Regions from separate parts of the Homo sapiens genome. Here regions 1 and 3 are each linked to region 2. Evidence: read pairs that join two places in POLR2A ChIA-PET (ENCODE). Cell type or tissue: HepG2. All regions are shown on one strand. Each heading gives the region's core, and the rest is flanking DNA. Links, peaks and the distances in the headings are about the cores only. Region 1 overlaps MPV17L-BMERB1 (MPV17L-BMERB1 readthrough). Region 2 overlaps MPV17L-BMERB1 (MPV17L-BMERB1 readthrough). Region 3 overlaps NDE1 (nudE neurodevelopment protein 1).

Region 1 (10,723 bases), core at 2,939-6,938, 87 kb after region 2:
CCTATAATAACAACAATTGCCCGGTTAAAATTGCATAAACAACAAATCTTTTTCGGCACTTCTGTAGGTTCATTCTGTTACTCAAGGTCCATTTGTTCTGAAATATCCCCCATCCCTGCAATCTCAGAATGAGTTCATGAAAACAGACAATTATAAATCTATCCTGAGCTATGATTCATGCATCTTAACCGACTCCCTAATTCTTCCAATTTACAAACCAATTCAGAAGTCAGTCAAGGGCCCAGGTCACGCAAGGATGGTTAGAGGAGCAGATGGAGCTGCTTAAAACCATGTGCTTGGCGGGGTTAAAATGATGAGAATCCAGAGGAAAATAAATTGGGCCTGTCTAAAGTAATATTTCAGTTTTTAAAAACTGCTTAGCCTGAAAATCATGTGCCTCATTTAATTCCCTGCAGGCTGGAAATTTGACAGGAGAGATAAATTGCACCAGGAACATTATTTTCATTCAGAAAGGTAAGCCCAAGAAATAGGGTGGGATATATCCTCATCTGAATGAGGGTGGTCTGCGGAGGGGGGACGCAGGGAAGAGCAGCCAGGGGAAAAACAGGATGTGTGCAGGCGTGAACGGGTCCAGTTCAATGTGAAGTCAGAGGGAGAGTCAGATCATGGCAGAAGAAGGAAGGAAGCAAATCTGGAAGCATTCATGTCGGACTGAAAATCCACACCAGAAGGGAGATGTGGCTCTAAACAGGGATCTCAAGCACAAAGGCAAAGCATCAGTACTGGAAATCCTTAGGGGATTTAAAAAAAGATTAAAATGCATACTCTGTTCAGATTTCCTTGTTTTTCCGCCAATGTTCTTTTTCCATTCCAGGATCCCATCGAGGACAGTGCATGACATTCAGTCCTTGTGTCTTCTTAGACTCTTCTACACTGTGACAGTTTCTCAGGTGCAGTAGCATGATCTCAGCTCACTGCAACCTCCGCCTCCTGGGTTCAAGCGATTCTCCTGCCTCAGCCTCCCGAGTAGGGGGCAGTACAGGCATGCACCACCACGCCTGGCTAATTTTGTATTTTTAGTGGAGACGGGGTTTCTCCATGTTGGTCAGGCTGGTCTTGAACTCCTGAACTCAGGTGATCTGCCCACCTCAGCCTCCCAAAGTGCTGGGATTACAGGCATGAGCCCAGCCTGCCCTTGACAGTTTTAAGGGGTACTGCACAGGTATTTTGTAGTGGAATACCCTTTAATTTTGAGTTTTTCTGATGGTGAGACAAGTTGTGAGTTTGGAGAGAAGACTGCAGAGGTAAGTCACCATTCTCATCACTTTCTTCTTTTTTTTCTTTTTTTTTGAGATGGAATCTCATATTGTCACTCAGGCTGGAGTGCAGTGGCATGATCTCAGCTCACTGCAACCTCCGCCTCCTGGGTTCAAGCGATTCTCCTGCCTTAGCCTCCCGAGTAGCTGGGACTACAGGTGTGTGCCACCATGCCTGGCTAGTTTTTGTATTTTTAGTAGAGACAAGGTTTCGCCATGTTGGTGAAGCTGGTCTCAAACCCCTGACCTCAGGTAATCCACCCGCCTCAGCCTCCCAAAGTGCTGGGAATACAGGTGTGAGCCATGGTGCCCGGCCACCATTCTCATCACTTCACATCCGTGGTACATCCCATCAAGATGAGTTGGCACTGTTGATGCTGACCTTGAGCCCCTGGCTGAGGGAGTGTCTGCCAGGTTTCTCCATTGTAAAGTTTCTCCTTTCACTTCCTCTTTGGAAGGAAGTCACTATACACAGCCCACACTTATAGGGTAGGGAGTTATGAGTGCTTCCTTGAGAGTGGAGTATGGTGTTATTTTTATAATTAAAGAAAAAGATGCCTGCAATGGAAGATGAAGAGGATCACCTGCTGGTGGAGCAAAAATCCAGAACCTCGTGTGTGTCTCAGCTAGAACTGGTGGTTTGGGAAGGGTCGACTGCCCAGCAGTGCAGCGGGAGATGCAAAACCTGAGGGTTCAAGTCCAAAGGTTGACCTGGCTTTAAAAGCCAATGATGTCGAAAAAACAAAACCAAAAACACTGAGCACAAAAGCTAGGCAATGGTGCAGCCAGTTGGGATACTTTTCATAGGCACTGATTTTTACTCTCTCTGGAATTCCTTTCAAAGACACAGGGTCTGCTGGTGGATGGTCGCTCCTCTGCAGGGACTGGGGCACATGGCATGGCCTCCTATGTCATTTGGGGGCTCTTTGTTTATTCAACATGCCCGCCACACACCAGGCAATATTCTAGGAGCTAGGCATGCAGAAATGAAACATCCATCCTCCTGATGAAGACAGACAGCAAGCCAAAAGATAAACAAACAACATCATTTAGGTGGACAGGGCTAGGAAGAGAGTAAAATGCCATTACGGGGGTAGACAGTGATTGATCCCGGGGACTCCTCCAGATAGCGGGGTCACAGAAGACCTCTATGAGAAAGTGGCATTTGAGCTGACACTGAATGACCAGCAGAAGCTGGCCTGGGAAGACGGAGGGGGAAGAATGCTTCAGATAGAGGATCCACGAGTGCAGAAGCTGTGAGAGGTGACAACACAGTGAGATCCTGTCTCTAAAAGAAAGAGAAAAGGCAGATGTGGGTGGAGCAAAATGAGGAAGGGAAGGGGTGTTCCAAGATGGAGAGACAGGAAGTGGCCCCATGATGCCCGGCCTATAGGCCACACTGAAAAGTTTGGATTTTAGTCCTAGTGGTCAACCTATTGATGGTATTTCAATTTTAATTTTAAAAAATACAATCAGGCTGGGCGTGGTGGCAGGTAATCCCAGCTACTTGGGAGGCTGAGGCAGTGAGCCAAGATCTCACCATTGCACTCCAGACTGGGCAACAAGAGGGAAACTCTGTCTGAAAAAAAGAAAGAAAGAAAAAAAAAAGTCACTGTGTTTCCCATGAGAGTGTGATCTACTAAGGGAGCAAGTATAGAAATAGGAAGACCTGCTACTGCCTCAAAGAATTGTTAAAGGATCGAACGCCTACTAATGTGTGCAAAGCCTGGGACATAGCAGGAATGCAGTAAATGCAATAAAAGAAAATAGCTGCAGTAAGTGCTATCAGTAAATGCACTACTGGACTGGGCGTGGTGGCTCACGCCTGTAATCCCAACACTTTGGGAGGCCGAGGCGGGAAGATTACTTGAGCTCAGGAGTTCGAGACCAGCCTGGGCAATATATCAAGACCTCATCTCTACAAAAAATACAAAAACCAAAATAGCCGGGCATGGTGGGTGTGCCTCTGGTCCCAGCTACTCGGGAGGCTGAGGTGGGAGGATTGCTCAAGCCCAGAAGGCGGTGGAGGTTACAGTGAGCTGAGATCATGCCACTGCACCACAGCCTGGGTGACAGAGCAAGACCCTGTCTCAAATAAATAAATAAAAATAAAAAATAAGAATAAAAATCAATAAATACACTACTGCACTTATGCAGATGAACTTCACTTCTTCCGACTTAGCCACACACAACTTTCCAGCATCACAGATCTTTGCAGAGGGTGGGACAGCCGGGAAGGTGCTGTTCGCACAGAATTGGCTGAATGACCAGGTGTTTGATGGATGAATCCCAGGTAGCCAGGGCGTCTCTGGGCACACGCACCCAGGATCACACCTGGACAAGAAAGTGGGGTCTAAAGTAGCAGTCCGAGGCTGGGTGCAGTGGCTCATGCCTGTAATCCCAAAACTATGGGAGGTTGAGGCAGGAGGGTTGCTTGAGACCAAGAGTTGAAGATCAGCCTGGGCAACATAGCAAGACCCCATCTCTACAAAATTTTGAAAAATTAGCTAGGTGTGGTGGCATATGCCAGTGGTCCCAGCTACTCAGAAGGTTGAGGCAGGAGGATCACTTGAGCCTAGGAGTTAAAGGCTGCAGTGGGCCATGATCACGCCACTGCACTCTATTTTGAGTGACAGAGATCCTGTCTCCAAAAAATACATATGCCAGTGCAGGCCTGGTATGTGTCCTGAGAGTTCCCTGCCTGGCATCTCTTGAAGTGGGCACCAGTAACCAGAAGCTGAAGTCCTGGTTTGGCAAAGGATGGAGGAAAAAGATATTGGATCTGGAGGGCTGGGTGCAGGTGGCTTACACCTGTAATCCCAGCACTTGGGGAGGCCGAGGTGGGCAGATCATGTGGTCAGGAGATCGAGAGGATCCTGGCTCATACGGTGAAACTCCGTCTCTACAAAAAATACAAAAAATTAGCCGGATGAGGGCGGGCGCCTGTAGTCCCAGCTACTCGGAAGGCTGAGGCAGGAGAATGGCGTGAACCCGGGAGGCGTAGCTTGCAGCCAGCCGAGATCGAGCCACTGCACTGCAGCCTGGGCGACAGAGCAAGACTCCATCTCAAAAAAAAAGATATTGGATCTGGAATGGATCGCTGAAAATAAAAGAAAACTGGGGTGAAAAAGAAGTGTACATGGGATAAACTGGAGGTAATGAGTTATGTTTGGGGGAAGATAGAAAAAGTTAGACTCTGTGGCGTGGGAGGAGCAGAGTAAATGTCAACAGTCCCCTCGAGCCTGGAAAACTCCACCATGAGTCATGGAGGACCCACGTCAGAAAATAGCTATTTTGAGCCCAGCTAGAAAGTTTGGCTCTGTCTGCTTTTCCTGAGAGTGGTGAGTGGTTGACCCAGGCTGTAAGCTCTTCAGGTCATTGCTTCCCCAAACAAAATTTCAATCAAGCGAGTGCCATGACCCTGCACAGAAGTCCAGAACTAAACCTCGATGTGGGACTGGGCTTGCCAAACCAGAAGGTCTGTTCTAAGAGAAAGAAGCTGGAACCTGCGAGGGGAATTTTGCCAATGGGAGGAACAGCAATTTCTCCAAAAAGAGGGGGTAGGAACAGCAATTTCCCGTTCCTGGAAGGTCCCCTATACATTTTGTTCAGAGCATTTAGATTCTAAATGTCACAGTGTGATGTCCTCATGTGCAATGGACATTTGTTGATTTGCCTCCCAGTATCCATTCACCTTTCTTAGGTAATAGGACCTGTTTCCTTTGGGGAACCAACTGGCACCACCGCTCCCAGGACTTGCAAATTTAATGGGGCTTACCCTACCCAGGTGTGGCCTAAGGTGCTCACTGTGTTCCCTTCCCGTTCAGATTCAGATAGATATAGGATCAGATACACACCAGAAGTAGTCAGACCCAGAACTTTGCTGTGAACCCCCCTGGGGGAAAAGAAACCCTGAATCCTAAGAACAAAGCCCTCATGGAGGGGATAAAAGCTGAGGGATAAACAGATAGACTTTGGACTCCTGCCTCAACCACCCCTAGAGTGTAGAAACCCCGGTTAGTACATTCCTTTTTTTTTTTTTTTTTTTTTGCATATGCAGTTTGGGTTGAGTTTTCTGTTGCACAAAACCAAGAAAGTCACACAAATACTATATATCTTTGTTTTTTTTTTTTTTGAGACGGAGTCTCGCTCTGTTGCCCAGGCTGGAGTGCAGTGGCGCGATCTCGGTTCACGCCATTCTCCTGCCTCAGCCTCCGGGGTACCTGGGACCACAGACACCCACCACCACGCCCAGCTAATTTTTGTATTTTTTTTTTTTTTTTAGTAGAGATGGGGTTTCACTGTGTTAGCCAGGACGGTCTTGCTCTCCTGACCTCGTGATCCACCCGCCTCGGCCTCCCAAAGTGCTGGGATTACAGATGTGGGCCACCGCGCCCAGCCCCACAAATACTATGTATCTTTTAAGAGAAACGCATGATGAGAAGCAGCAGGGGGTCAACATGCATCTGGGGTGTTAGAACCCAAGAGGCAGTAGACAGTCATCTTGTACCTCCCCTGCCTGCTGTCAGAATGCTAATGCACTGTCTCCTAAAGCAGGGTATGAAAAATATGGCCCCAAGGCCATCTCCAGCCCATCACTTCTTTTTGTGCAGCCTGTGAGACAAGAATGGCTTTTACATTTGTGAATATTTGGACGGGGGGCAAGGGGTCAGCGTGGAATCAAATGAAAACTGCAAAAAATTCAGATTTCAGCATCTATAAATAAAGCTTTATTAGAACACATCCATGCCCATTTGTTTAGGTACTGTTGATGACTGCTTTTGTGTTACAGCAGGGCTGAGTAGCTGGGACAGAGACCATACTGTCAGAAGCGTTTGAACCAGAACAACACCATCTTGAATAGGGGCTGGGTAAAATGAGGCGGAGACCTATTGGGCTGCATTCCCAGGAGGTTAGGCATTCTAAGTCACAGGATGAGCTAGGAGGACGGCACAAGATACAGGTCACAAAGACCTGACCGATAAAACAGGTTGCGGTAAAGAAGCTGGCCAAAAGCCACCAAAACCAAGAGGGCAACGCACATGATCTCTGGTCATCCTCACTACTCATTCCACACTAATTATAATGCATTACCATGCTAAAAGACCCGCCCACCAGCGCCAGGACTGTTTACAAATGCCATGGCAATGTCAGTTACCTTATATAGTCTTAAAAGTGGAGGAACCCTCAGCTGTGGGAATTGCCCACCTCTTTCCCAGAAAACTCATGAATAATTCGCCCCTTGTTTAGCATATAATTTAGAAAAAACTGTTAAGCATTATGAGTTGAGCAGTCCAAGCTGCTGTTCTGGCTGTGGAGTAGCCATTCTTTTATTTCTTTACTTTCTTAATAACTTAAGAAACTTAATAAATAAACTTGCTTTCATTTTACTCTATGGATTCGCCTTGAGTTCTTTCTTGCACAATATCTAAGAATCCTCTCTTGGGGTCTGGATCGGGACCCCTTTCCTTTAACAATATGGCCCTCAAAGACAAAAATATTTACCATGAGTCCTTTAAGCAAAGGTTCACAGACTCCTGCCCTAAAAGATACTGTAATTCTAAGACATCCAGGAAAGAGACATTCTGTAACTTGTCTTTTATAAACTAAGATATTAAAGGCTTTAAATTTCAATCTTATGCTGGCAAACTTGATAAAACAATTGGTTTTTCCTGCTAGGTAAGATGGCAAGAATTGCTATTATTTTATATAAGGCTGTTTAGAAGAAACCCTTACTAAAGCTTTTAAGGTTATAAATCAAAAGTACCGTCTAGAATTCAAATAATATGAATTCAAATTATAGAATTCAAGGGCAATAGCAATGATATATTCAATCTTAGTAATGGTTATTCAGCCCTATTTTCCCATTATCATAGAAATTCCCTTTTAAACATCTTCTATATTTTGAATAATCTGAAAAACAATCTGTCATAATGAAATGAACTTTACAGTAATAATAATAGCTATTTGTTAAATCTTTACTATTTGCCAGGCAGAGTTCTGAGCATTTTACTTACATTAACACATTTAATGGCTCCAACCATGCTGTCAGGTAAGTAATATTATTATACCCATTTTGTAGATGACAAAACGAAGGCACAGAGACAGGTTAAGTAATTTGCCTAAGATCACACAGCAAATATTGGGGCCAGGATTCAAACCCCAGTAATCTAGACCCAGAAACTGAACTATGCTAGGGGTTAGACCATCTCAGATTTATTTAAAAGAGGTGGAAATGACAATAATATTTCACTATAGTTTAGAATTTAATTGATATCACTGTGTAACATACACCTTTTTTTCCCTCAGAAGTATTTCTGGACCACTAACACGATCATGTTGATACAATGGAACTCACATCCCCTCTCCATATTTGATTGGATCAGGTGTCAACATCTGGCCCAAGCTGGACCAATAGGCTCCTTCCCTGAGCTTTTGGTGCTGAGATTAAGATTCCAGTCTCAACCTGACTTCTGTCACTCTCCCATGAGATAGAAGAATAGAGGAGACATGGAGAAAAACAGTCAAGAGGTAGAGGTGGTGGGAGGGACCTCCTTGATTCACAATGGACTCTATCCCCTTCCTGAATTCCAGTGGAACCATGGCCCTGTGTTCTGTGAGACACCCTAGAATCCTTCAACAATATCCACTTTTGGCTGAACCCAGTGGGTTTTGGTCACCTAGAACCAAAAGAATCCTCAAACGTAACCCGATTAAGAGCAAAACAACCTGGCTTTTTTTTTTTTTTTTTGAGATGGAGTCTTGCTCTGTTGCCCAGGCTGGAGTATAGTGGCACGATCTCGGCTCACTGCAGTCTCTGCCTCCCAAGTTCCAGCGATTGTGCCACCACACCTGGCTAATTTTTGTATTTTTAGTAGAGACAAGGTTTCACCATGTTGGCCAGCCTGGTCTTGAACTCCTGACCTCAGGTGATCCACCCACCTCAGTCTCCCAAAGTGCTAGGATTACAGGCATGAGCCACTACACCTGGCCAACCTGCCATTTTATATATTCTCTGAGTCATCAGCATGGGCCTCTCAAATGATGGACTTGCTGGATTTCTGTTTATTTCCTTTGCTGTGCACTAAGTAGGTCAGCTCCCAAGAATGACTAGTTTGGAGATGGAGGGACTAGTGGAATATGCTTAGAATGGTGCCTAAGCCAAGCTGGGAACCAACAAATTGGTTTTGGGCTCTACTTTAGTTTTTCTTGTTGTTGTTTGTTTGCTTTTTTTTTTTGGCCTGGGGGGGAAAAAACCCACAAATGTCTTTCCCCAGTTTCCTCCAGTAACACAGATGGAAATAGTAGTTTATACTTGGGATGGTGCTCGGGGAAATAGTGTCTCAGAACCAATTACTGAAATGACCAGAATGGATATAAAATGTGGCTGCATAATTTCCTAAGTCCCATTTCTCAGGGTAAAAATGGTTCAGAGACCATCCAAATGCTTCTCCGAAGAAATTACACAAGCGAGATGGAAAAAGAAAGTATTGGTTTCTCAGCGCTGGTAATAATTAGGACTTGAATGAGTGGTGATAAACCCATTTACAGACAGGAAGTGTGAAGGCCTGAATGGCCAGGAGATTTGCTAAGTGATGACAAGATCAAGATCAGGCCTCTGGCCTCTGAGCCCAGCTCCCTAAGCCTAGTGAACTTTGAATGACACCTGATTTTTTGCCCCATCCAGCACCCATTTTCTGAATGCAATTTGGAGGAATGAACATACGACCCAGAACCTGGCCAATCAGAATATTCTACCGCCACCTCTTCCCCTCTCCCCCACCATGGTAATCAGTTCAGCCATGGGCAAATTATCCAAGTTGAGGCAATAATACTCAGTCCCATGACTTCCATTGAAACTTCTAATGAAACGATCTCTCTCTGTTGGGATTGCTACCTGATGGCTAATGTAAGCTTAGAGCCACTGGGATTGCCATATGGAAAGCATCTGCCCGAGAGTGAAGCCAACACAAGTAGATGCAGAAAAACTGAGTCCTACTGATGGCATTTGATCCCTTGGATCCAGCCACGCTGGATATGGGATATGGGAAACCTTGAAGTACAGTGACTACTGTGGATAAGGGGTCAATGGGTAAGTGGTTTCCTTGTGGGATGATGAAAATGTTTGGCATCTAGAGGTGATGGTTGCACAAGACTGTGAATGTACATAAAGCCACTGAAGGGTACACTTTAAAATGATGAATGCTATGTTATGTGAATTTCGCCTTCTTTTTTTAAAAAAGGGGAAAGAGGCCAGGTGCGGTGGCTCACGCCTGTAATCTCAGCACTTTGGGAGGCCAAGGTGGGCAGATTACCTGAGGTCAGGAGCTCGAGACCAGCCTGGCCAATATGGTGAAACCCTGTCTCTACTAAAAATACAAAAATTAGCCGGGTGTGGCGGTGTGTGCCTGTAGTCCCAGCTATTTGGGAGGCTAAGGCAGGAGAATCGCTTGAACCCAGGAGGCGAAGTTTGCAGTGAGTTGAGATTGCACCACTGCACTCCTGCCTGGGCAGCAGAGCGAGACTCTTTCTCAAAAAAAAAAAAGAGGTTGGGGGAAGAGCATAATTTTAACCACGCAGATATCAGAGATTTCACAAAAGGAGTGTCACTGAAGCTAGATATGGTGGTCAAGAGGCAGGAGAAGGGGGAGATGCTTTCTAGGCCTAATAACAAGGTGCTAAGCCCTTTTGATGTGGTCTGAACATCTGTTCCCTCCAAATCTCATGTTAAAATTTGATCCCCAGTGTTGGAAGTGGGGCCTGTTGAGAGGTGTTTGGATGATGGGAGCAGATCCCTCGTGAATGGCTTCATGCCATGTTTGCAGGATTGAGTGAGTTCTCACCCTTAATTCCCAAGAGATCTGGCTGTTAAAGAAGCTGGCATCTTCCTCTTTTCTCTTCCTCTCTCTTGACATGTGATGTCTGTTCCCCTTCACCTTCCACAGTGATTGTAAGATTCTTGGGCCCCTCACCAGAATCAGATGCTGGCACCATGTTTCTTGTATAACCTGCAGAACTATGAGCCAAATAAACCTCTTTTATTTATAAATTACCCAACCTCCGGTATTCCTTTACAGCAACATGAAATGGACTAAGATACCTCTACCTACAGTAATTACATCGTTAATCCTCACAGCAACCCTTGAGGTAGTAAATATTACTTTAGCCTTGTTTTATAGGTAAGTATGCAAGGGCCAGAAAGGGGACATAACTTGCCCAAGTTTACATAGTTGTAGATCAGCAGAGAGCTGGGACTCAAACATAGATTTTTCTGGCCAGGCACGGTGGCTCATGCCTGTAATCCTAGCACTTTGGGAGGCCGAGGCGAGTGGATCACCTGAGGTCAAGAGTTCGAGACCAGCCTGGCCAACATGGGGAAACCTCATCTCTAATAAAACTACAAAAATTGGCCAGGTATGGTGGTGGACATCTATAACCCCAGCTAC
Region 2 (10,723 bases), core at 3,042-7,041:
CAGGAGTGACAGGATGTGAAGGAAGCTCTGCCATGTATTATGGGATGTGACTCCTCCCTGGTCACTTCCTGGAACAACATTCCCTCAAGAGGCACAGATTTGAAATTCTCTTATATACAAAATGAATTCTCAAGCCAGAAGGCTGGGGTTCCTTGGGATTCAGTGTCCAGAGACTGTGGATCAAGGCCATGCCTGTTAGGCAAGGCTGTGAGTCCCAGGAGCAGAAGATGGGTTCTGGAAGGAAGCAGAAGGTTGCTGTCCTGCAGCCCAGTGATCGGGTACCCGCAGTGCACTCACCTTAACCGCTCGACCTCCGCATCGTCCACCAGGAAGTCTCTCTTCTGCACCAGTTTGTGGATCTTCTGGATTAGCTCATCCTCTCTCTGCTTCTGCAGTTTGGTTTTTTCTTTTTCTGGAAAGAAGACATCAACAAGGAGACAGATGAGCATTTTGGGAGGCTGAGGTGGGCGGATCACTTGAGGTCAGGAGTTTCAGACCAGCCTGGTCAACATGGTGAAACAACCCCATCTCTACCAAAAATACAAAAATTAGCCAGGCGTGGTGGCACACACCTGGAATTCCAGCTACTCGGGAGGCTGTCAGCCACCACCTCGGGAGGCGGGAGAATTGCTTGAACCTGGGAGGCGGAGGTTGCAGTGAGCTGAGACTGCGCCACTGCACTCCAGCCTGGGCAACAGAATGAGACTTCATTTCAAGAAAGAAAAAAAAAACAAAAAATTACAGAGAGACAGATGAGAGGGTGACCACTAAAAGCACTTGAGCTGGCCGGGTGCGGTGGCTCACACCTGTAATCCCAGCACTTTGGGAGGCCAAGGTGGGCGGATCACGAGGTCAGGAGATCGAGACCATCCTGGCTAACAGGGTGGAACCCCGTCTCTACTAAATACAAAAAATTCGCCGGGTGTGGTGGCGGGTGCCTGTAGTCCCAGCTACTCGGGAGGCTGAGGCAGGAGAATGACATGAACCCGGGAGGTGGAGCTTGCAGTGAGCTGAGATCGCACCACTGCACTCTAGCCTGGGTGATAGAGCGAGACTCTGTCTCAAAAAAAAAAAAAAAAGCACTTGAGCTGAGCGGCCAGGATTGATTGGAGACCTGACTCTGCCCTTCCACCCTCTGGATGAACTTGGAGAAGCAACTTGACCTCTTCAAGCTTCAGTTTTCTCATCTGTAAAATACACAGTGAGGCTTAAAATGGGAGTAATGGGCTGGGCATAGTGCCTGCCACCTGTAATCCCAGCACTTTGGGAGACCAAGGCAGGAGGATCACTTGAGGCCAGGAGTTCAAGACCAGCCTGGGCAACATAGTGAGACCCTCCTATGTCTACAAAAATTTTCTCTGTAAATTAGCCACATGTGATGGAGTGTTCCTGTAGTCTCAGCTACTTGGGAGGCTGAGGTGGGTGGATCTCTTGAGCCCAGGAGTTCTAGGCTGCAGTGAGTTATGATTGCACCATTGCACTCCAGCCTGGGTAACAGAGAAAGACCCTGTCTCTTAAAAAAAAAAAAAAAAATTGAGAGGGCAGGGTGAGTGTGGGGAGGGAGAGCATCAGGAAAAATAGCTAATGCATGCTGGGCTTAATACCTATGTGTCGGGCTGACAGGTGCAGCAAGCCACCATGGCCCACGTTTACCTATGTAATAAACCTGCACATCCTGCATACTAAATTGCATACAATTTTGAAATGCAGTAGTGTTAGTAAATGGCTTAGTGGAGTGCTTGGCCTTGGCTGAGAGCCTTCAGTAAATGGTCATGACAAAGCCAGGGTCTTCTGCAAAGGCAGGGGGTGAGGAGAGGCTCAGATAGGGGTGCTGGGAGGGAACTAGTTGTTTTTTTCCCTTTGGTGAAGGTAAACCAATTTATCAGAAGAAAATCATCCATGCCAATGACACTAACCCTGTCCCAAACACCAAGTGCTAGGATGCCAAAGAGAAAAAATAAAAAAAAGAGAGAGGGCTGAAGATGAGGTTTGAGAAAATTAAGAGGCAAAAACTTAAACCCACTTGGGCTCTTTCTGCTCAAATCCCTTCAGAATAAAAAATGTGGGACAGCTTGTCTGCCTGCCCACGACTGACGTTGATCATTTTTTCTGGATCTGGAAGCAGAACCAGGGGTAAGGAGAACATAATATTTGGATAGGACAGAAAGTTGGTTTCTCTCATTAACCAGGAGTCCACCACTGCACGAAGAAGGGCAATAGGCTTGCCAGCCGCTCCCCATTCCCAGCCATTGGTGCATTGGATGATGGTGTCACTGCTCCTGCCGTGGTAAATCTTGTGGGTTGGGTCTGATTCCCCAAATCACTCGTCAGCACCGCAGAGCCGCTCCCTGCCCTCTCCAAGCACGCACCAACACCCATCGACTCACCAGGACCCCTGCTCACTCAGGAGCTCGTGGTGTGACTTTACTCTCCAAATAACCATTGACAGCACTCTGACATTCCCAAGTGCCCTCCACTGCTCTCTAGATCTTAGCCAGAATCACCCAACAACTGGCTGGGCCCCCAACATCTGCAAACCTCTGTCTCCAAGCCATTCATCCATGTGTTCTGTCACTCACCAATAGAGGCATTCCCCAGCCTCAGCTGCAGCAACTCCCAGGAGAAACCACCTACTCACACAAGTGGCCTGCGTCAGCTCACAGACCTATGACTAGCCCAAGTCTCCAAGTCATTGGCCAATGCTGCTCACGTGCGTGTGTGCCACATACCTTTCCCATCATCTTCCACTTGCCTACAGGTGCCACCCACTGAAATCCTAACCTCCATGGTCATAGTATTAAGAAATGAGGCCTTTGGGAAGTGAGTAGATTATGAAGGTAGAACCCTCATGAATGGAATTAGTGCCCTTATAAAAGAGACCCAAGGGAGCTTGTTTGCCCCTTCCACCACACAAAGGCACAGTGAGAAGGTACCATCTATAAGGAACAGGCCGTCACCAGGCACTGTATCTGCCAACACCTTGATCTTGCACCTCCCAGCCTCCAGAACTGTAATAAATGTTGTTTACAAGCCCCCGGTCTAGAGCAAGCCACAGAGACTAAGGCACCCCCAAAGTTCATGTGTGCCCTATTTGGAAATAGTTTTCCCCAGTTTATATCTCTTCTATTTGGAAATACTCTATTTCCAAAGTAATTTGTAAGTTGCTTTGCACATGTAATTATAATAGTTAAGCTAAAATGAGGTCATACTTATTAGCATGGACCCTAAACCCAATGACTTGTGTCCTTATGAGAAGAGGAAAGAGACCCAAGCATGGTGGCCTGAACCTGTAATCCCAGCTACTTGGGAGGCTGAAGCAGGAGGATCACTTAAGCCTGGGAGTTCTAGACCAGCCTGGGCAACACAGCCAGACCCTGTCTTTTAGAAAAAAAAAAAAAAAAAGAGGAGAAGAGAAGACACACAGACACACACAGGGTCACGTGAAGATGGAGGCAGAGATTGAAGTGGTGCAACCAGAAGGCAAGCAATGCCAAGAATTGTGTGTGTTACTGTTAGAGTAGGTAGCCAGGCAGCCATGAGCAAGAAAGGAGAGGGGATTTCCCCCCCAAGGAATGCCAGGCAACCATCAGGTGATGTCAGGCAGTTGTTAAAATTGTCTCTCTAAAATAATAATTGGTCACAGCTGGTGCCAGGGAAAGGCCATCTCCCAACAGACAGAAAACACCTGAAGTTATCAGCGGTTTCCCGATGAGATCTCAGGAGTTGGGCAACTGGGCTCAAGCATGCACATTAAGAGGCAAAATGGCGGAGTCTAACTGGTATATGACCTTCCTCTAGGAACACTCAACTGGTGAGGGAAAAACATCTCAAATAATCAGGCCCATGACTTCTGTAAATACACTGTGTTTGCAGCCTCTCCCAAGCGCTGGCAGGCCACTGCGCATGCGCACAACCTGCCCTGAGGGAAAATGAAGGGAGGAGAGACATAAAACCCTGGAATATGCCAACATATAAAACCCCGGAACATGCCAACATATAAAACCCCAAATCAAAGGTCAAGCGGTGCACTTGGATCTCTCAAATCACCCACTTGGCCGTCTTCCAAGTGTCCTTTACTGCCTTTCATTCCTGCTCTAAAACTTGTTAATAAACTTTTGCTCCTTCTCTAAAACTTGCCTCGGTCTCTCACTCTGCCTTATGCCCGCTGGTGGAATTATTTCCTCTGAGGAGGCAAGTATCAAGTTGCTTCAGACTCGTATGGATTTGCTACTGCTAATGATACAGGAGTGAAGAAGAAATTATTTAGGCAGATAGGGTAAGGAAGTCCTCGGTAAGGTTTTCCTTTTAATGAAAAGCAACCCCCAAATCATTTTCTTTTCTAACAAGGAGCAGCCAGTAAAATCGAGCTGTAGACATAGTCAAGGGAGCTGGAAGCTTACACGGGTGAATGCTGGCAGCTGTGCCCATAGGAAAAGGCCACCTGGTCTAGGTATGTTCAAAATGGCGGCTCCACGCTCCCTTCTCTTTGCCAGCCATGTGTACAGTAAGGAGAAGACAACATGGCGCCGCCCAAGTGGAAAGTTCATTTGCATGATAAGATTAGGGTGGGGTGGCCAGCCTTCCCATGCACTATGCAAACGTCACACCTGCTCCAACCAATCTGTGGGCCCTATGTAAATCAGACACCACCTCCTCAAGCTTGTCTATAAAATTTGGTGCAGTCTGCCACAGGCCGGAATTCCCATTCAGGGACTTCTCGAGAGAGACCGAGAGAGCTGTTCCCTTTTCTCTTTCTTTTGCCTATTAAACCTCCACTCCTAAACTCACTCCTCTGTATGTCAGTGTCTGTGTCCTTAATCTGCTTGGAGAGAGACAACGAACCTTGGGTATTTACCCCAGTCAACAACACTACTTCACTAACACTACCAGAAGCTAAGAGGCAAAGGAGTCTCCTCTAGAGCCTTAGCAGGGAACAAGGCCCTGTTGACACCTCGATTTTGGATGTCTGGCCTCCAGAACCGAAAGAGAATACATCCAGAACCGAGAGAGAATACATTTCTGTTGCTTAAGCCATCCAGTTTGCACCAATTTGTTAGGCAGCTCTGGGAAATGAATGTAATGCCCTAGGGCTTCAGGAGACTCCACTGTCCTTCCAGTAATTGTTTGTTTTGTGCTTACATAAGCTTGGATGGGTTTCTGTACCTTTCAGCCAGACTAATCCTTGGAGAATTGTGAAATGAGAGAGGGGAACAGGCCTGGCGGTTCCTAACCGTCCCTGCTTATCACAATCAGGTGCAAAGCTTTAAAAATTGCCAATGCTCGGCTAGGCGCGGTGGCTCACACCTGTAATTCCAGCACTTTGGTAGGCCGAGGCGGGCAGATCACGAGATCAGGAGGTTGAGACCATCCTGGCTAACACAGTGAAACCCAGTCTCTACTAAAAATACAAAAACAAAATTTGCCGGGCATGGTGGCGGGCGCCTGTAGTCCCAGCTACTCAGGAGGCTGAGGCAGGAGAATCACTTCACTTGAACCCCGGAGGCGGAGACTGCAGTGAACCCAGATCTCGCCACTGCACTCCAGCCTGGGTGACAGAGCAAGACTCTGTCTCAAAAAAAAAAAAAAAAAAATTACTAATGCTGAGATGGATCAGGTGAGGCAGGAGAATATGGTCTGGAGGCAGGGAACCTAGGGCCAACTTCCTAGAACTAAATCAAAAGAAAAACCCCAACTTTCCACACATAAGTAACAAAAGGACTGGAGGCTACTCCCTTTGCAAACCCTCCTCCTTTTCTGTGTGTCACATGAGAAATTGAAAGTATATCTGATTGGTCGCAGAAAGCAACTGCAAAAGCTTTCTGCGACCAATCAGACTAATTGTGGGCCACTACTTCATTTACATAGGGTGTACACCAAGTAGCCAACGGGAAACCTCTAGAGGGTATTTAAACCTCAGAAAATTCTGTATTGGGGCTCCTGAGCCCCTATGCTCAGGCACACTCCCACCCTATGGAGTGTACTTTCATTTTCAATAAATTTCTGCTTTTGTTGCTTCATTCTTTCCTCGCTTATTTTGTTTGTGTGTGCATTTTGTCCAATTCTTTGTTCAAAACACCAAGAACCTGGACACCTTCCACCAGTAACACAGGGACTCCCTTTTGGGGTCTGTGGGAGACCCCCACCCCAAGCATGGAAATAAAGGAAAATCTTGAGTTCCCTCAAAGGAAATTCTAGGCACCTAGCTAGCCTTGAAAAGTCAATAAGCAACTTATCAGTAAGAAGGTAATAGTAGCCTAAAACAATAGCCAAGGAAGTTAGAATCTGGAGATGTTTTGTTTTCTATAGAAACTGAAGATAAACATCTTAGCATATATGTCTGAGTTGTTTTTCAGAAACCCAGGACCCTACCAAATGGATCCACTGGCATATAGACGTCAGATAAAGGAAGACTAAGGACTGAATTCTGACCATCTTTCCTTGTTCTAAGTGTCTTCCAGAGAGGCCTGGAGGGAGTCACACCCATGGGCCAGGGATGCCATTCTTTTCTGCTGACCCCCGATTTTTATTATTTTTATTTATTTATTTATTTGAGGCAGAGTCTTGCTTTGTCGCCCAGGCTGGAGTGCAGTGGCACAATCTTGGCTCACTGCAACCCCCCTCTCCCGAGTTCAAGCAATTCTCCTGCCTCAGTCTCCCGAGTAGCTGGAAGTACAGGCAGGCGCCACCACACGCGGCTAATTTTTGTAATTTTAGTAGAGACGGGGGTCTCGCCATGTTGGCCAGGCTGGTCTCCAACTCTTGGCCTCAAGCAATCTGCCCACTTCGGCCTCCCAGGGTGCTGGGATTATACGCGTGAGCCACTGCACCTGGCCTTGACCCCCGATTTTTAAACAAAGCTTCTCTTCCTTAACCAATTGCAAATTAGAAAATCTTTCAATCTACCTATGACCTGTGAGCCCCAGCTTCAACGTATGCAGCCCTTTTAGGCCAAAATTGATATGTAATCTCAATGTATTGATTTACAATTTTGCCTGTAACTTCTGCTTGACTGAAATTTACCCCTGCCTTTAAAAACCTGCACTGAAATCGCCATTGCAAAATTATAAGAGACAGTGAAAGAGATCTGACCTAATCAACTCCATCTTGCTTCTAACCTCCAAGCTGTCCTTGTTCATTACTGGGCATAGGCTGAACTAACTATGGGAGGAACTTACTTTATCATTTAAAACAAAGACGATAACAGCCTTTTCCCAAAACAAACTCCCTTCTTGCCTGGGAACTAGACTGCATTTGTAGGTGATACGGTTAGGCTTTGTGTCGCCACCCAAAACTCATCTTGAATTATAATCCCCATCATCCCCACGTGTCAAAGGAGAGACCAGGTGGAGGTGACTGAATCACGCAGGCAGTTTCCCCATGCTGTTCTCGTGATAGTGAGCGAGTTCCCATGAGATCTGATGGTTTTATAAGGGTTGGGCAGTTCCTCCTGCGTTCATTCTCCTTCCTGTCACCTTGTGAAGAGAGTGCCTTGCTTCTCCTTCACCTTCCACCATGATTGTAAGTTTCCTGAGGCTTCCCCAGCTATGCCGAACTGTGAGTCAATGAAACCTCTTTCCTTTATACCCAGTCTTGGGCAGTTCTTGACAGCAGTGTGAAAATGGACTTAACAAATTAACCAGAAGATTAGGAATTATGATAGTGAGTGAGTTCCATGAGATCTGATGGTTTTATAAGGGTTGGGCAGTTCCTCCTGCGTTCATTCTCCTTCCTGTCACCTTGTGAAGAGAGTGCCTTGCTTCTCCTTGACCTTCCACCATGATTGTAAGTTTCCTGAGGCTTCCCCAGCTATGCCGAACTGTGAGTCAATGAAACCTCTTTCCGTTATACCCAGTCTTGGGCAGTTCTTGACAGCAGTGTGAAAATGGACTTAACAAATTAAGCACAAGATTAGGAATTATGGTTTAGGAATCATGCAGCTGGAGGCTACAAGATGCTGACCCTCCCCAGATTACTCCTGAAGATAACACCACTATTGTAAAAACCAAGATCAATGCTTGAGGTATTTTGCAGACCGTGCACTTGATGGGTCAGTGGGTACCACCCAGATAAAGTGGCTCATCTGACCTTGTGGCCCCAACCCAGGAACTGACTCAGTGCAAGAGGACAGCTTCGGCTCCCTGTGATTTCATCTCCGACCCAACCAATCAGCACTCCATTCTCACTGCACCCCCACCCCCATCCACCAAATCGTCTTTAAAAACTCTGATCCTGGAATGCTCAGGGGCACTGATTTGAGGAATAATAAAACTCCAGTCTCCCTCAGCCGGCTATGCATGAATTACTCTTTCTCTATTGTAATTCCCCAGTCTTGATAAGTCAGGTTTGTCTAGGCAGAGGGCAAGGTGAACCTGTTGGACAGAACATTACCTATAAGCCATTGAGGAGGTCAGGCTTGAAGCATTAGCTGCCCAGTCCTCCTGGCTTGGAGCCTTGCAAATAAACTGTTTCCTTTTTACCACTGCAAAAACTCTGGGGAGACAGCTGGTCTTACTGTGCCAGGAAAGCAGACCCTAGTTGTATTAGTCCATTTTCACGCTGCTGATAAAAACATACCCGCAACTGGGTAATTTATAAAGAAAAAGAGGTTTAATGGACTCACAGTTCCACGTGGCTGGGGAGGCCTCACAATCACGGCAGAAGGCAAAAGGCACGTCTTACTTGGCAGCAGGCAGCACAGAAAATGAGAATCAAGCGAAAGGGGAAACCCCTTATAAAACCATCAGCTCTCATGAGACTTCTTCACTACCATGAGAATAGTATGGGGGAAACTGTCCCCCATGATTCAATCATCTCCTACTGGGTCCCTCCCACAACACACGGGGATTATAGGAGCTACAATTCAAGATGAGATTTGGGTGGGAACACAGCCAAACCATATCACAAGTTGAGTTCTATTACAATGCCAGAGTCCAAAGCCAACAATGCCAGATCAATTGCATTGGGGTTTCTAGTGGGTGGAGAATAGACTTTGGTACTTTTCCCTCATTCCTTCGTTGTTTTATGTTTGACATTTAACTTTTTTTGGTAACAGCTTTATTGCAATATGATTCACATACCATGCAGTTCATCTGTTCCAAGTGTATTTGCAGAGTTGTGCAACCATCACCACAATCCATTTTAGAACATTTTAATCACCCCCAGAAGAAACCCCATACCCACTAGCTGTCGCTCTCTTTCAACTAGGAAAGTCTATTCACTCGTTTATCCTTAGGGCCTACACAGTGCTGGGCACCTAGTAAATGCTCACGAAAGCTAGAGGATTCAGTTCTACTGTCATTGCGCACACTACCCTTACAACAAGACTGTGTGGAAGACTCCTACACCTTGCCTTTGTTATTTATGGGATATTCACAACAACCATGCGGGGGGTAGTATTATTGGCCTCATTTTCCCAACAAGGAATTCAAGGCTCAGAGAAATTAAGTCGCGAACTTTCACGAAGTTCACCTGCCTGCTAAGGCTGAATTCAAACCCAGATTGCTGCACTCTAATTACTAAAGTAGTAGTTCTTATGTGGGAGCTGTAAGCTGCAAAGTGTCTGAGAAGGTCTCAATCAATCTGGAGGTTTATTTTGCCAAAGTCGAGGAGGCACCTGGGAAAAAGAGACACAGGCAGCAATAGGATCCCCGGCCTGTGCTTTTTTCTGCAGAGGATCTTAAGGACTTCAATATTTAAAGGGGAAAGAGAGGGCAGGAAGGGGAGGATTGCATTCTCTGGCCCTCAGTGAATTTGCATTTTACATAGGATAAAGGAAACGCGGAGTAGAGGAGGAAGTCAAATGTGCATTTGTCTCCGGGTGGGCGGAGGGACGATGATTTATAGTCTTGTCTTAGTCCCCTACCTGTTAGGATAAGCTGTTAATTTACATTGACAGGGTGAGGGAGGCCCCTGGGAAGATAGGTGGCCTTTCTATCTTGCAGCTATCTGTTTAGGAAAAAAAGAAAGGCAGTTTTGGCTGGGTGTGGTGGCTCACACCTGTAATCCTAGCACTTTGGGAGGCTTGAGGTGGGTGGATCATGAGGTCAGGAGATCGAGACCATCCTGGCTAACACGGTGAAACCCCACCTCTACTAAAAATACAAAAAATTAGCCGGGCGTGGTGGCAGGTGCCTACAGGCTCCCAGCTACTCGGGAGACTGAGGCTGAGGCATGAACCCGGGAGGCGGAACTTGCTGTGAGCAGAGATCGCGCCACTGCACTCCAGCCTGGGGGACAGAGCGAGACTCCGTCTCAAAAAAAAAAAAAAAAGTAGGTTTTTGTATGACTCATAGTTCCCAAGCTTAACTTTTCCTTTTGGTATAGTGAATTGGGGTCCTGGGACTTTATTTTCCTTTCATAGGGCAATGTTGCACACCCCCCTGACCTCGCTTGGGGTACATTCAGCAACATCTGTACATCTATAGACATTTTTGGTTGTCACTGTCAGAAGGGTTTGAACTACAGTGACTCCATCTTGAATAGGGGCTGGGTAAAATAAGGCTGAGACCTACTGGGCTGAATGCCCAGGAGGTTAGGCATTCTAAGTCACAAGATGAGATAGGAGGTCGGCACAAGATACAGGTCACAAAGACCTTCCTGATAAAACAGCATTAGTAAAGAAGGCTGCCAAAACCCACCAAAGCCAAGATGGCGATGAAAGTGACCTCTGGTCGTCCTCACTACTCATTATATGCTAATTATAAGGTATTAGCATGCTAAGAGG
Region 3 (10,723 bases), core at 5,101-9,100, 81 kb before region 2:
AAGCTAAACCCAAACAAAACACAATCCACTCACCTGTTATATTCCCTGGGTTAACATCAAGGCTCATGGATATCCCTATGCAAATATTTATTGAGCACCTACTAAAGGACCTAGGGAGCCACATAAAACGTCTCCAAGATGCCTGCCTTCCCTAAAGGGGCCTCACAGTCTGGTGGAGGGAGTGGGGGAGTGGGGGCTGGAATGGAAATTACGCATAAAATAATAATTATAATTATTATTTGAGACAGACTCTTGCTCTATCACCCAGGCTGGAGTGCAGTGGCGTGATCTCAGCTCACTGCAACCTCTGCCTCCTGGGTTCAAATGATTCTTGTGCCTCAGCCTCCCGAGCAACTGCGATTTTACAGGCATGCGCCACCACGCCTGGCTAATTTTTCTATTTTTAGTAGAGACAGGGTTTCACCATGTTGGCCAGGCTGGTCTCAAACTCCTGACCTCAAGTGAACCACCCACCTCAGCCTCCCAAAGTGCTGGTATTACAGGCGTGAACCACCGCACCCAACCCCATGTAAATTATGATAAAACTATGTGCCTAGTATAGCCACAGAAATGTGCACAGGATTTTGACATGCAATAAATTGCATATATTTGAGTATACACATTGGTGTGTTCTGAAATATGTATGCACCTGAAAATACATTTCTATCAGTGCCCAGGATATTTAAGAAGTTCAAAACTCAACCCGAAAGTCAAGGAAGGCTTCCTAGAAGAGGCGACACATGAGGAGCATGTGAAAGAATATGAAAAAGCCAGGTGCAGTGGCTCACGCCTGTAATCCCAGCACACTGGGAGGCTGAGGCAGGCAGATCACGAGGGCAGGAGTTCGAGACCAGCCTGGCCAATATGGTGAAACTCCGTCTCTACTAAAAAAAAATACAAAAATTAGCTGGGCGTGGTGGCGGGCACCCATACTCCCAGCTACTCAGGAGACTGAGGCGGTAGAATCACTTGAACCTGGGAGGTGGAAGTTGCAGTGAGCTGAGATCGTGCCGCTGCACTCCAGACTGGGCGACAGAATGAGACTCCGTCTCAAAAAAAAAAAAAAAAGAATATGAAAGAACTGGAAGGCAATGGTAATTGAGCAGGGGAAGAAGGAATGAGGAGAAACAGCCAGGCACTTGTAGGGGAGCTAGAGGGAGTCTGGTAAGCCTGGGTTGAAAGGTGACGAGTGGAAGGGAACCTACCTGGACAGACTGAAATAAAGGGGCTAAGTCACAGACGGCTTTTGCAAGATGTTAAGAAACTTAGTGGCAATGGGAAACCATTGGAGAAAGTTAGGGAAGAGAGTGATGTGATATGATGGGCTCTCCTGCTTAAAAAGCTGGTCCTGGTGGCCATGGACAGGCAGAGGAAGGACAAGGCCTAAGATGGGGAGCTCCTGCAGCAATGCAAGAAAGAAAGGAAGGTGGAGGCCAGGTGCAGTGGCTCACGCCTATAATCCCAGCACTTTGACAGGCCAAGGTAGGCAGATCGCTTGAGCCTGGGAGTTTGAGACCAGCCTGGGTAACATGGAGAAACTCCGTCTCTACTAAAAATAGAAAAATATCAGCCAGCTGTGGTGGCACATGCCTGTGTTCCCAGCTACTCAGGAGGCTGAGATGGGAGGATCACCTGAGCACAGGAGGCAGAGGTTGCGGTGAGCCAAGATAGTGCCACTGCACTAAAGCCTGGGTGATGAAGTGAGATCCTATTTAAAAAAGAAAAGAGACCAGGCACGGTGGCTCATGCCTGTAATCCCAGCACTTTGGGAGGCCGAGGCAGGCGGATCATGAGGTCAGGAGATTGAGACCATCCTGTCTAACACGGTGAAACCCTGTCCCTACTAAAAATACAAAAAAATTAGCTGGGCGTGGTGGCAGGTGCCTGTAGTCCCAGCTACTCGGGAGGCTGAGGCAGGAGAATAGCGTGAACCTGGGAAGCAGAGCTTGCAGTGAGCCGAGATCACGCCACTGCACTCAAGCCTGGGCGACAGATCAAGACTCCATCTCAAAAAAAAAAAAAAAAAAAAGAAAAGAGAAAGGAACGTGGCCTGAATTAGAAAGTGAGAATAGGCCAGGTACAGTGGCTCACACGTATAATCCCAGCACTATGGGAGGCCAAGGCAAGAGGACCACTTGGGACCAGGAGTTCAAGACCAGCCTGGGAAACACAGCAAGACCCTACCTTGACAAAAAAACTTTTTAAAAAATTAGACTGGTGTGGTGCAACACATCTGTAGTCCTAGCTACTCTGGAGGCTGAGGAAGGAGGATCACATGAGTCCAGGAATTTGAGGCTGCAGTAAGCTATGATCACGGTACTGCACTCCAGCCTGGGCAAGAGAGTGAGACCTTGTCTAAAAAAAAAGAAAGTAGGAATGAAGATGGAGGGAACAGAAATGGACTCCAAAAATATTTAGAAGGCAAACTTACCAGAACTTGATGAATTATGACTTTTCGGGGCAGGGGAGAGAGAAAAAGGAGGTGAGGACATCTTCTGGGGCTCTACCTTAGGCAATTGGGTGCCGCCACCATCCCCATCACCAGAGATAAAGACTTCCAGAAGGTGGCTGGGTGCAGTGCCTCGCACCTGTAATCCCAGCACATTGGTAGGCCAAAGCAGGTGGAATGCTTGAGCCCAGGAGTTCCAGACCAGCCTGGGCAACCTGGTGAGACCCTATCTCTACAAAAAATACAAAAACTAGCTGGTCATGGTGGTGTGTCTGTAGTTCCAGCTACTCGAGAGGATGAGGGGCAAGGAGAGGTCGAGGCTGCAGTGACCCATGACCATGCCACTGTACTCCAGCCTGGGCAACACAGCAAGATCCCGTCTCAAAAAAAAAGGACAATCAAAAGGAAAACTCGGCCGGGCGCGGTGGCTCACACCTGTAATCCCAGCACTTTGGGAGGCCGAGGCAGGTGGATCACGAGGTTAGGAGATCAAGACCATTCTGGCTAACATGGTGAAACACTGTCTCTATTAAAAATACAAAAAATTATCCAGGCCTGGCAGCGGGTGCCTGTAGTCCCAGCTAGTCAGGAGGCTGAGGCAGGAGAATGGCTTGAACCCGGGAGGCGGAGCTTGCAGTGAGCCGAGATGGCGCCACTGCACTCCAGCCTGGGTGACAGAGCGAGACTCAAAAAAAAAAAAAAAACAAGTAAAACTCTTGGGTAGGTGGGTGGGTTAAGGAGAGATAACAAACCCAGTCTCAGACATTCACAGCTTGACATGTCCATGACACACCAAGATGCAATATCGCAGCTGAAACTCAGGGTTGAAATTGGGTCAACAATATCCATTTGAAAGTCATGCGTCTATAGCTGGTTTTTCTCTTTTCCTCGTGACCATGGAAGAATCGCCTAGGGACTGTGTATGGAACAGTGAAGAATGCCAATATTGGAAAGGTGGGCAGTTTAAGAAATGGTAACCGAAGGAGGCAGAGAAGAAACAGAGTGAGAGAGATGAGAATCAGGAAGACTGTGCTGTCCTGGGAGTGGGCGGTTTCAAGGGAAAAAAGGGAAACATTCCAGTGTCACAAGGATGCAACAGAGAAGCAGGGAAGATAAGGGCTGGAAAATATCCACAAGGCTGAGCGAAAGTCGGTCACTGGCGGTGTGAGCAAGAACAGTTTCTACACAGTGGAGGAGGAAAGACGAAGAACTGAGTGCAGGAGTAACTGGGAGGTGAAAAAGAGGAAAGCGATGGAATTCTGGAGAATTACCTAAAAGACGATGAAATAAATTAGCCAACAGCTAGAGGATGTGGGCGGTAGGGGCCTTGGCTCTCAGGACTTTGAGCTGTTTCACAGCAGAGGTGAGGGAAGCAATTTTTTTTTTAAGAGATAGGGTCTCAATCTGTCAACCCAGCTGGAGTGCAGTGACACAATCATAGCTCACTGCATCTTTGAACTCCTAGGCGGCACTGATCCTCCTGCCTCAGCCTCCTGACTAGCTGGGACTACAGGTATAGGCCACTACGCCAAGCTAATTTTTTTTTTAAGAGATGGGGTCTTACTATGTTGCCTAGGCTGGTCTCAAATTCCTGGGCTCAAGCGATCCTCCTGCCTTGTACTCCCAAAGCACTAGGATTCTAGGTGTGAGCCACCACACCCAGCAAGAAAGCAGACTTCTATTAACAGTTGGGCTAACGGTTTGTATACTCCCTGTTGATAGAGGCTGTTTGATGTAATCACCTATTTTCTGAATTTATTTGAGGCTCTGAGCTTGTCAAAAGGGCATGAGGAATCCAAGTAAGATTGTGTCCAGGCCAGACTCAGTGGCTCGCATCTGTAATCCCAGCACTTTGGGAGGCCGAGGCGGGCAGATCACAAGGTCAGGAGTTTGAGACCAGCCTGGCCAATATGGTGAAACCCCATCTCTACTAAAAATACAAAAATTAGGCGGGCGCAGTGGCAGGTACCTGTAGTCCCAGCTACTCAGGCGGCTAAGGCAGGAGAATTGCTTGAACCCAGGAGGTGGAGGTTGCAATGAGCTGAGATCGTGCCACTGCACTCCAGCCTGAGTGACAGAGCGAGACTCCGTCTCAAAAAAAAAAAAAAAAAAGATTGTGTCCAAGGCCGGGCGCAGTGGCTCACACCTGTAATCCCAGTACTTTGGGAGGCCAGGGCAGGTGAATCACCTGAGCTCAGGAGTCTGAAACCAGCCTGGCCAACACACTGAAACCCCATCTCTACTAAAAATATAAAAATTAGCCGGGCATGGTGGTGTGCGCCTGTAATCCCCACTACTCGGGAGGCTGAGGCGGGAGAATCACTTGAACCCAGAAGGCAGAGGTTGTAGTGAGCCGAGATCGCACCACTGCACTCCAGCCTGGGTGACAGAGTGAGACTTCCTCTCAAAAAAAAAAAAAAAAAAAAAAAAAAAAAGATTGTGTGCAAGGTCCCTTCCTTCCCTCAAGAGAACTTAGAGGCTGGTGTGTATCCCTGGGGACAAAAGAATGAGCAAAAACCATCACTTTCTAAGATATAACCAACAAGCTATATAGTTTTGGTTAAAACATGAAATCATTAGGCTAAACATGTAAGTGTCAACACAGACACCACCACTAACTTCTGGTGGAAGTTAGTGAGCCTCACCCATGTTGAGCCAATGACAGAGGTGGGCCTAATTCATGCAGAACCAGGAAATGCACAATTGTACCTAGATTCAAGCACAAAACTTACCGATAACTCTGCATTTGTTGGGACTCATATTCACATCCTTTCTCCCTCCTACTTTTTCAATCCTTTCCCTCATTCAGAGAAAACATGCTATTTCCCGACCCACTCATCCCTCTGGAAAGCAGATTCTCTGAAAGTTTGATCAAGGCAGAAAGGCGAAATGTCATACAAAGCTGGCCAGACGTGGTGGCTCATGCCTGTAATCTCAACACTTTGGGAAGCTGAGGCAGGCAGATGACTTGAGGTCAAGAGTTCAAGACAAGCTTGGCCAACATGGTAAAATCCTGTCTACACTAAAAGCACAAAAATTAGCTGGGTGTGGTGGCAGGCACCTATGATCCCAACTACTCGGGAGGCTAAGGCATGAGAATCGCTTGAACCCGGGAGCCAGAGGTTGCAGTGAACCACGATCACACCACTGCACTCCAGCCTGGGCAACAGAGCAAGACTCCATTTCAAAAACATATAAACAAAAAATAAATAAATGTCATATAAAGCTAATGATTTGTAGTTTTGCTTGTTTTTTCCAGACATGCATTCATTTTTCCATCTTCTGTGACAGCACAATATTCCCTTGGGAGAATACCCTACTCATTTCATGAGTTCAGAGGGATCTGACATCATCCTCCACACCTGGGAAGAGGCATATGCCTATTCACGACCTTAGTGATCAGCTCATGGGTGGGCCTAACCCACGATGAGCCAGTGACAGAGGTGGGCCTAATTCACGCAGAGCCAATGATAGGGTGAGCCTAACCCCCATGCTCAGCCAGTGACAGTCACGGATCTAACCCATGCTGAGCCAATGATTGGCTTAAGGATGGGCCTAACCCATACTAAGCCAGTGAGGGCCCAGGTCCAGACCTTTTGCATAGCTGTCAAAAATGAAACTCTCTTTCCACTAGGGTTGGTAAGGTAAGCCTGAAGCTGGAGGTAAGCCTGAAGCCGGAGGTAAGCCTGAAACTGCCGGTGGTCATCTTGCTATCACAAGGGAGAGCCTGCCTCAGAGTGAAGCCAAAACAGAGGAAAGCTGGGCCAAGGGATGGAGAGCCTGGGTCCTGACAATATCATTTGAACACCTAGATGCAGCCACACCTGATTTAAGGTTATGAGATAATCAATTCCTTGTCTTGGTTATACCAGTTGGGGTTAGATTTCTGCCACGCAGGAATCTTAATGAATGTATGGAATCAACGACCTTACTTGCTCAAAGTCAAAAGGGTAGAGTGGTGCCTGGCGCAATGGCTCATGCCTGTAATCCCAGCCCTTTGTGAGGCCGAGGCAGACAGATCACTTGAGGTCAGGAGTTTGAGACCAGCCTGGGCAACATGGTGAAACCCCGTGTCTACTAAAAAAACAAAAACAAAAATCAAACGGGCACGGCGGTGCGTGCCTGTAGTCCCAGCTACTCAGAAGGATGAAGCAGGAAAAATCACTTAAGCCTGAGAAGCGGAGGCTGCAGTGAGCCAAGATCACTGCATTCCAGCCTCCCAGCCTGGGCGACAGAACAAGACCCCATCTCAAAAAAATAAAAAGGGGGTAGAGTGTTAATAGCAGTCATTAACAAGGCCAGGAGCAGCATAAACCTAGGCCAAGGAGTCCCTGCTCAAGCCATAAGCTCTAATGAGCCCAGATCTCATGTAATATGTACTCATCAAACCAATTCTATAGCAACAATAGCCCAGGGCCAAGGCATCTATCAATGAGCACTGTGTGGCCATTAAGATATTGGTGGCTGGGTGCGTTGGCTCATGCCTGTAATCCCAACACTTTGGGAAGCCAAGGCGGGTGGTTCACCTGAGGTCAGGAGTTCAAGACCAGCCTGGCCAACATGGTGAAACTCCATTTCCACTAAAAATACAAGAAATTAGCCAGGTGTGGTGGCAGGCTCCTGTAACCCCAGCTACTCGGAAGACTGAGGCAGGAAAATCGCTTGAACCCAGGAGGCGGAGGTTGCAGTGAGCCAAGATCACGCCATTGCACTCCAACCTGGACGACAAGAGTGAAACTCTGCCTCAAAAAAAAAAAACAAAAAAAGACATTGGTGATACTATTGAGGGCAGTCTCAGTCCCATGGTATGGAAGGTTGTCAGCATACAATAAAGTGCGGAAGTGAGGAACCAGTAACAACAAAAGCAGAATGACTCCTCCTGAGGTTTGGAAAAAGATGTGCAAGATCCAATGTGATCAGGCCCCTGCATAGTTTTCTACACATTTCTTACCCTACCACCTCTCATTCACTTATGTCCCAGCCACACTGCCTTCTTTCTCTTCCTTGAACACCCAAGCCTGGCAGGGTGCTGTGGCTCATGCCTGTAATCCTGATACTTTGGGAGGCCACAGCGGGTAGATCACTTGAAGCCAGGAGTTCGAGACCAGCCTGGCCAACATGGTAAAACCCCATCTCTGCTAAAAATACAAAAATTAGCTGGGCATGGTGGCACATGCCTGTAATCCCATCTACTCAGGAGGCTGAAACAGAAGAAACTCTTGAACCCGGGAGGTGGAGGTTCCAGTGAGCAGAGATCCTGCCACTGCACTCCAGCCTGGGTGACAGAGCAAGACTCCATCTCAAAAAAAGAAAAGAGTAATAATAATAATAATAATAATAAAAGAAAAGAGCCTCTTAAAACACTGTTATCTTGGCCAGGAAGGTTTAAAAACTTAATCCTCAGGAAAGAAATGAATCTGAGATGCTTTAGGAGGTGCGTCTATTGTGGGGCAGGTTCTAATTACAACGGGCCAATGGGAGGGATCTGGTTTTGGATTTCAAGGACTGAGGAGAAAATAAGCAGAGAACTGGATTTGTATCACAGCCTGCAAAATCTTTCACTCCAACCAAGAGACAAAAACCACAGGAACAGCATTTCAACCAAAAACTCTTACATTTTAAAAGCAATCCTTAGGGAAGAGAGATGCTGGAAGCAAAGAAGGAAGAAGTAACAGCTGCACTTCACTTTATCATAAAACAGCAATCTTTTTTTTTCTTTTTCTTTATTATTATTATACTTTAAGTTTTAGGGTACATGTGCACAATGTGCAGGTTAGTTACATATGTATACATGTGCCATGCTGGTGTGCTGCACCCACTAACTCGTCATCTAGCATTAGGTATATCTCCCAATGCTATCCCTCCCCCCTCCCCCCACCCCACAACAGTCCCCAGAGTGTGATGTTCCCCTTCCTGTGTCCATGTGTTCTCGTTGTTCAATTCCCACCTATGAGTGAGAATATGCGGTGTTTGGTTTTTTGTTCTTGCAATAGTTTACTGAGAATGATGATTTCCAATTTCATCCATGTCCCTACAAAGGACATGAACTCATCATTTTTTATGGCTGCATAGTATTCCATGGTGTATATGTGCCACGTTTTCTTAATCCAGTCTATCATTGCTGGACATTTGGGTTGGTTCCAAGTCTTTGCTATTGTGAATAATGCCGCAATAAACATACGTGTGCATGTGTCTTTATAGAAGCATGATTTATAGTCCTTTGGGTATATACCCAGTAATGCGATGGCTGGGTCAAATGGTATTTCCAGTTCTAGATCCCTGAGGAATCACCACACTGACTTCTACAATGGTTGAACTAGTTTACAGTCCCACCAACAGTGTAAAAGTGTTCCTATTTCTCCACATCCTTAAAAGTATAAGATTTTTGCCTTTGCCATTCAAAAATGTCAGAGAGAGGCCGGGCACGATGGCTCACGCCTGTAATCCCAGCACTTTGGCAGACTGAGGTGGGCAGATTGCTTGAGCCCAGGAGTTTGAGACCAGCACAAGGTGAACCCCGTCTCTACTAAAAATACACAAATCAGCAGGGCGTCACGATGCACGCCTGTAGTCCCAGCACTTTGGGAGGCTGAGGTGGGTGGATTGCTTGAGCCCAGGGGTTCAAGACCAGCCTGGGCAACATGGTGAAACCCTGTCTCTACTAGAAACACAAAAATTAGCCAGGTGTGGTAGAGCGCACCTATAATTCCAGCTACTTGGGTGGCTGAGGCCCAAGAATTGCTTGAACCCAGAGGCAGAGGTTGCAGTGAGCAGAAATTGTACCACTGCACTCCAGCCTGGGCACAAGAGCAAGACTCTGTCTCAAAAAATAAATAAATAAACAACATGAAAACGTCAGAAAGTTCTATTGCAGTACTCTCTGTGGCAGAAAGCAGGCAACATGACTTGCAAGGGTTCTCTTATTTTATCAGCATTAAGTACTGAATTTGACCTTCTGTTTGCTGTGTGCTAGACATTTCAAAAATTGTTTGCAAACATTATCTTCTTTAAGCTGTGTGACTGTAAGAGATGGCTAAACAGGACAACCACTCTGTTTCTTGGAAGCAGAAACACCGTATGCCTTGGCCATCTCTAAATGTGCATGTGAGCAGCAGAGGCAAACTAGATCCAAGTTCAAGGGATCTTTGCATTCAAGTCCAAGGCTTCCCAGGGGTTGCAAACTGACTGACTGCAGATCAGATTCACTTGTTTCATTTGGTCCAGTTTTGTTTTTTTTTTTTTTGTTTTTTTTTTTTTTGAGTCGGAATCTCTTTCTCTGTTGCCCAGGCTGGAGTGCAGTGGTGTGATCTCAGCTCACTGCAACCTCTGCCTCGCAGCTTCAAGCGATTCTCCTACCTCAGCGTCCCTAGTACCTCGGATTACAGGTGCATGCCACCACGACTGGCTAATTTTTTGTATTTTTAGGAGAGACGGGGTTTCGCCACGTTGGCCAGGCTGGTCTCGATCTCCTGACCTCAGGTGATCTGCCCACCTAGGCCTCCCAAAGTGCTGGGATTACAGGTGTGAGCCATTGCACCCGGCCCTCACATAGTGTTTTAAAAGGCACTGTAATAGGCAAGTGTTAATGCCTGGTCTCAGTATATACAACTTTGCACCTGCTATCTTAAAAATGCACCCCACATGCATTTATTTCATCTGTGTGCCACTAACCTGCGTTCTTAATACGCCACCACACCATCATGCCCCAGCAGCTCTGTAGACAAATCTGATGGGATCATGCAAGGAACAATGACAAACTAGGACCCAGTGGTACAAAAAGTATCTATTTTGCACAACAGAGATCTATGCCTCCTTCAAAAATTTGTTTCCGGCCGGGTGTGGTGGCTCATGCCTGTAATCCCAGCACTTTGGGAGGGTGAGGCAGGCAGATCACCTGAGGTCAGCAGATAAGAGACCAGCCTGGGCAACATGGTGAAACCCCATCTCTACCAAAAACACAAAAAAATTAGCCAGGTGTGGTGATGCACACCTGTGGTCCCAGCTACTCAGGAGGCTGAGGTGGGAGGATCACTTGAGCATGGGAGGCGGTGGTTGCAGTGAGCCGAGATCGCCCCACAGCACTCCAGCCTGTGTGACAGAGCGAGAACCCGTCTCAAAAAAAAAAAATTGTTTCCACATGCTTTTTTTTTTTTTGCATGTTTTACATGATTAAAGCTAACAAAAAAGTCTGAAAATACACTCGAGACACACACCTCTGATTTTAAAACTCTGGAAAAAAGCAAAGCAATCTCTTTCAGCTTTCCTCTGAGAGAA

Evidence for each region. ChIA-PET counts read pairs that join two places held together with the same protein. Peaks named below come from ENCODE experiments on the same cell type or tissue, not always from the same donor. Only the 100,000 strongest peaks of a DNase experiment are listed, where the experiment ranks them.
Region 1: POLR2A ChIA-PET joins it to region 2 with 8 read pairs; 4 of 35 experiments call an interaction of 5 or more read pairs at or near these places.
Region 3: POLR2A ChIA-PET joins it to region 2 with 5 read pairs; 12 of 35 experiments call an interaction of 5 or more read pairs at or near these places.

What each region holds. Positions count from the first base shown.
Region 1 is chr16:15,483,507-15,494,229 of GRCh38, reverse strand. The region is part of intron 1 of MPV17L-BMERB1 (MPV17L-BMERB1 readthrough); the gene reads right to left. All of the region lies in intron 1 of BMERB1 (bMERB domain containing 1), which reads right to left. Among named protein-coding and RNA genes, the nearest start is that of BMERB1, 54 kb to the right of the region's middle. RefSeq lists an enhancer at 1-688. In HepG2, for the core only: no CTCF peak of the experiment used is centred there; a DNase peak (open chromatin) is centred at 4,549.
Region 2 is chr16:15,570,906-15,581,628 of GRCh38, reverse strand. MPV17L-BMERB1 (MPV17L-BMERB1 readthrough) reads right to left here. Exons shown (of 6, transcript NM_001414674.1): 4 at 298-412. BMERB1 (bMERB domain containing 1) reads right to left here. Exons shown (of 6, transcript NM_033201.3): 4 at 298-412. Among named protein-coding and RNA genes, the nearest start is that of MIR6506, 35 kb to the left of the region's middle. RefSeq lists an enhancer at 1,983-2,483. In HepG2, for the core only: no CTCF peak of the experiment used is centred there; DNase peaks (open chromatin) are centred at 4,638, 5,148 and 5,788; H3K4me3 peaks cover 1,408 bases.
Region 3 is chr16:15,653,587-15,664,309 of GRCh38, reverse strand. All of the region lies in intron 1 of NDE1 (nudE neurodevelopment protein 1), which reads right to left. Among named protein-coding and RNA genes, the nearest start is that of NDE1, 8.7 kb to the right of the region's middle. RefSeq lists a silencer at 10,704-10,723. In HepG2, for the core only: no CTCF peak of the experiment used is centred there; no DNase peak of the experiment used is centred there.